2 separate regions of the Homo sapiens genome follow, and region 2 is linked to region 1. The links are chromatin loops, found by intact Hi-C in ENCODE. Cell type or tissue: CD4-positive, alpha-beta T cell. All regions are shown on one strand.

Evidence for each region. Hi-C counts contacts between places; a loop is a spot of excess contacts. Peaks named below come from ENCODE experiments on the same cell type or tissue, not always from the same donor. Only the 100,000 strongest peaks of a DNase experiment are listed, where the experiment ranks them.
Region 2: it touches region 1 in a loop (13-fold over the local background); 4 of 110 quality-filtered maps call a loop at or near these places.

Annotation. Positions count from the first base shown.
Region 1 is chr6:166,774,008-166,776,507 of GRCh38, forward strand. It overlaps a transcript of RPS6KA2 not described here. Among named protein-coding and RNA genes, the nearest start is that of RPS6KA2-AS1, 130 kb to the right of the region's middle. In CD4-positive, alpha-beta T cell, CTCF peaks have their summits at 1,371 (motif pointing right) and 1,573; a DNase peak (open chromatin) is centred at 1,364.
Region 2 is chr6:167,370,451-167,372,950 of GRCh38, forward strand. No RefSeq gene overlaps it. Among named protein-coding and RNA genes, the nearest start is that of TTLL2, 47 kb to the left of the region's middle. In CD4-positive, alpha-beta T cell, CTCF peaks have their summits at 1,356 and 1,615; no DNase peak of the experiment used is centred here.

The DNA.
Region 1 (2,500 bases):
TCGCCAACCTTTTGGAAAAAAATATGGATTGAATCTTTTTTTTTAAGTCTAGAAAGTGACCCAGTGTTGTGGGAGAAATGTGAAAGGCAGGCACCATCGCTTTCACGGCACTTGGGGTCATAGTCTGGATGACCAAGATTCATTTGATCCTCAGGGGTCTTTTATGATTGGACTGCAAGTAAAGCTGCCAGCCAAATTTTATAACACAAAAGGTGTTCCGTGTGCTCACAGCACCCCTGCTTACCAGATGACAGAATGTCTTGAAGATTGTGCACGTTCCTCAAAAGACACATTTAGACAGTCATGGTCAGGCAGTTGATAGACTCGATATCAGCTATGAATTTCTCAGTGAAATTAGTGCATGGGATTCTAGAAAATTGGACACTTTCAAGTGGTGCTGTGGCTGGAGTGGTGCAGCCGTCTTTACCCAGCGAGCGTCCCGGCGTTGGTTATTCTGGGTCTTTGAGAATGCTGTGACTGTCCCTGCTGCTGCTGCACCCATCCCAGCACCACGTGGCTAAGCTCTCCCAAGATGCTACGGACCATGGTAGGGAGCTCAGCCTCCCAAGCAGCCAGCCAGGGTTTATTTCCTGGCACCAGAACTTAGGCAAGTCATTGGACTCCTCAGCCCCAATTTCCCTGTTTGTACAATTGAGGAAGACAGTCCCTTACACAGGGGTGGTGGGAGAAAGAAATGAGCTGGCCCATATTGGGCTCCCAGCAGACAGCAGCCATCAGTGAACATCAGCATGATGACGATGTGGGGAAAATTAAGGCGTTCCCAGATTACAGCAGCATAAAGGACCCCAAAACATCTCGCCCTTCTTTGAGAACGCTGGCATGTGTGCTTCTTGTCTGTGACCTCTGAGGAGTCGGATCCCCAGGTGCTTCAATAGCTCTGAGCTGTCCTTTATTTTGGATGAGCCCCGTCTTCCAGCTTTTAGGGTTGGGAGGGCAGAGGAGAAACGGCAGGTGGCACTGCGGATATTTTTACACAGGATAATGTGACCTGCCCAGCCTGCACCTGCGCTCAGCATCATCAGAGTTCCGTTTCTTATACTTAATTAGGCTACACAACCAATTTTACGATTTTACCATTTTGAAATCACGTGGGAGTTACCAAAATGGTTAATTTAAAACGGTTTTACCCAGACTTTGGGGGGCAGTCTTGATTCTTAAATGGCTTTGATGGCTTTGATAAACACCCTGGGCCCTTCCTCCAAAAAATACACACTCATTGAAAGCCCCCCCCACCCCCGGCCCCTTCGCACTATGCACAGCCCTCAGGAGCTCCACCTTTGGTTTTGGGGGAGTCTCTAAGTGCCCAAAAGTTTCCCTCGCAAATTTGCACGTCTACCACTAGATGGCAGCAGAGGACACAGCAAGTGAGAACACTCCGAGGCGCGTGCAGCCAATGAAATCCTGGAAACTTGTTACATTTTGTTATAACAAACAAAATATAGGCCTTGGTTTTCTTTAATCTTACTGATGTGCTCCTGGAAGAAGAAAAATGCTAATTTACACAGGGTCCACGTTGTAGGAAGGCTGAATTTGGTTTCCATGACCCCCGACTCTCCCTCCGCTGGTGCTCAGCTCTCCCCACACCTGCCAGCTTTATTTGGATTTCTGTCAGTTCTGAAGTATCAGCTACCTGAGGCTGCAGCATCAGCCAAGAAACCGTCTCTTTCAGACGCTTGCTGGCTTCAGGGCTGCAGCCCGGGGATCTTCTCTAGATAAAGCGCGGTGGAAACACACACAGACACATGACGATGCTGTCGACCCACATGCCTGAGCTCTGGGATTCCACGGCTGGAGCTCGGAACTGCGAAGGGGCAGAGACTGAGCGCAGGCAAAGGCGCACAGAGAGGACTACACAACACAAAGGATAATGTCCTCGCGATGGAGGAACCACTGTGGACAGTCAGGAAGACAGACACGCGTGGAGGGCCAGAACTGGAAGTGAGGGCGGGCATTGCTGGCTTTATCTGATCACTGGGAAGGGTGGTTGTGAAAGCCACTGAGGGTGTGTGCCTCTCCCCAGCCACAGCGGTGCTGGAGAGGAGGCTGGGGCGCTCACCACTCTTTCCTCTACCATCCGGCTCTGGGGGCCAGGTCCATGCAAAAATACGTGGAGAAAGTACAGCTTAGAGGACTTCTACTTCCAGCAAGACGCCAGGCAGAAATGACAGAGAATGATCTCGCTACACCCACTAGAAGTGGTGGATAAAACACAACAAAAAAGGAGGTTCAACGAAAAGCTGAGTTGTAAGAAGGAAGGATTAACCCACAGGCTCCAGAAATGAGGAGGACTGGAAGAGAGAGAATGGAGTCCCCGCACTGACTTTGAGACCGTCCTGGGGGCATTTTCCGTTTCTGTAATCTTCCAGGTTAGATTTCTTGTTTTTGTGTTTTAATTTTTTTTATATCGAGGTGAATTTCACACAACAAAATTGATCGTTTTAACATGAATGATGAGGTGGCGTTTAGTGCATTCACACTG
Region 2 (2,500 bases), 600 kb after region 1:
TTGACTTAGGTCCTAATTATCAGCCACATTTTGCAGAGGCTTAGAAAAGCTGAAAACAATGACTGAACTCAGAGCCAGGAGGGGTGCTGGTGCACTCTTGTGTCACCGTGCAGATCGGAGGGTCTTGACAACAGGGTCTCACTTGCCTGAGTGCACCGAGGAAGCAGAACAGCCTGGCTCATAGAGAGCCTTGCCCGCCTCCACAGCCTGTGCTCTGCTCGTCCCCACCAACCCATCCTGAACACCCAGAGGAAAGGGGGTACAGATGTGCAAAATCGTTCCTAATAACTGAGTTAGTTTTGATTTCTTTTAAAAAAAGACAGATCTTTTTTCAAAAAAGATCCATTGTACACACCACTCTCCGACTGGGTTTGATCTTCTTCACGTCACCATTAGAAAACCGGATGATGTGTTCTCACTCAGAGGTGGGAATTGAACAATGAGAACACTTGGACACAGGAAGGGGAACATCAGACACCCAGGCCTGTCGTGGGGAGGGGGGAGGGGGGAAGGATAGCATTAGGAGATATACCTAATGTAAATGACGAGTTAATGGGAGCAGGACACCAACATGGCACATGTATACATATGTAACAAACCTGCACATTGTGCACATGTACCCTAGAACTTAAATTATAATAAATAAATAAATAAATAAAAGAAAACCGGATGATGGTCGCCTTCTTATCCATGCTCGGCTCCTTCTGGCTGGCCTCGGGGAAGGTGGTGATGGCACAACCTTCGCTCAGTGCCTGTTCTACCTTTATGGAAACACAAAAGCTCCAAGATGAAAAATGATGTAAAGCCTGATTATTGTGGTTTCATTATTTTTTCTCCAATTCAGAATTATCATATGATTATCGCCTACATGGCATTCTCGACACTGGCTGTGATATTTCCCCCAAAATTGTACTGACTGAGTAGATCAGGTCCAAATTCCCATCCCCGAATGTGGTTATCAGTAATGAATAAGTGCTATGATCTGTCCCACCAACATTCGTCTTTCATAAGCTCGTGTCCCACAGTGGCCATCAGTCTAGATCTTCCACGGCCGCTGACTTGGTGAGTTTAGAGTCCTGGGCCATGGGAATTGTGGTAATTACTACGTAAAAATTACTCTTGGAAGCTTTTTCTTTCCTTTTCATCCCAATCTCCTTACCTCTACGCTCCTACGGCCCATCCCAAAGATGTGTTGATTTTAATTAACTATCAGCAAATATTATATAACCTCATGTGCATAATGCTGGACAAGGAATGTAGAAAGAATATCTTTGTCTTCACATTGAAAATATTACTCATGTAAAGATTAGCAAAAGAAAATATCTGAGAGAAATAATCTCAAGATCTGGGGAGTTAAGATAAGTGCATGTGAAAATTCCAAATGGCAAAATGTGTTTTTGTTATTTATGTCACACTGTCCCTCTTAACCATAGCTCAGAAATATAGGTGTTAATTCAGCTGAGAAAATACAAAGGGAATAGAAGCGAATGCTGGGCTTCTTAAACTGTCTTCAACCATCCACCAAACAAACCTTGACGGTGTGCGCCACCTGCTGGCCGGGACAACAGCCTCCTGTTTGATGGGGTTTGAACTAAGATGACTCCACCTGCTCCCAAACCAACTCGGTGAATGAAGCAGGGCTGTGTTCAGTTCCGTATCTGAAGATGAACTTTTAACCAACACTAACAGCTCCGACAATGTTTAAAGAATCAATTACTCTCAGAAGTAATAAAGCACAAATAATATTTTAAATGTTCCACATGAAAAGAATCAAACAATCTATTTTGGAGTTTATATTATTAAAAGAAAGAAAACACAAAAAAGGAAAGAACTTTGGCATATCCAATGCAAGATACACAAGAAGTAGATGCAAGATGAGTCACGAGAAGAGGAAAGTGCTGAAGACCTGGGAGGGAGGGTGGGGGAGCCAGAGACATAGGGGCAGGCAGAGGTGGGTGACCGCTGGTTGTGGGGAGAAAGGAAGGATCGCGCTAGCAGAGGGCACAGCGCGTTACCTAGTTCTTGTGTCCTCATCTTCGTGGTTTCATGAGCTTCAGCGATTGGTTCCTCCATGCACTTAGCCAAGGAGGAGCATCACTTATGTCTCATGGACCTGCCTACGGGGATGGCAAGGTCAGGTGCTCAAATGATGTGGGTTTCCTTCTCCCCTGACAAACCACTACAACCACTGCGCTAAAGACAAAAGCATTTCAGTGAATTCAAACTGTTACTGCAAGTAGCATTCCCTGTTGTTCATTTATCCAAATGCTTTACCCGCTTGCAAGACATGAATTCGCTTTTACTGAGGCAGAGTTCCCTCAGCAAAGCTAGCCTGAGGCCGACTCCCAGTTTCTAACAGGCCAGCAAGAGGCGTGAGATGAACGAACTGTTGAGCTGAAGAAGCAGCGATGATGTGCTGCCCCAGGCAGGACTGGGTCTCCTCGGAGCTCACAAAACACTGTAGCCGCAGCCGCAGCCGCAGCAGGTGCCTCTTCCCACC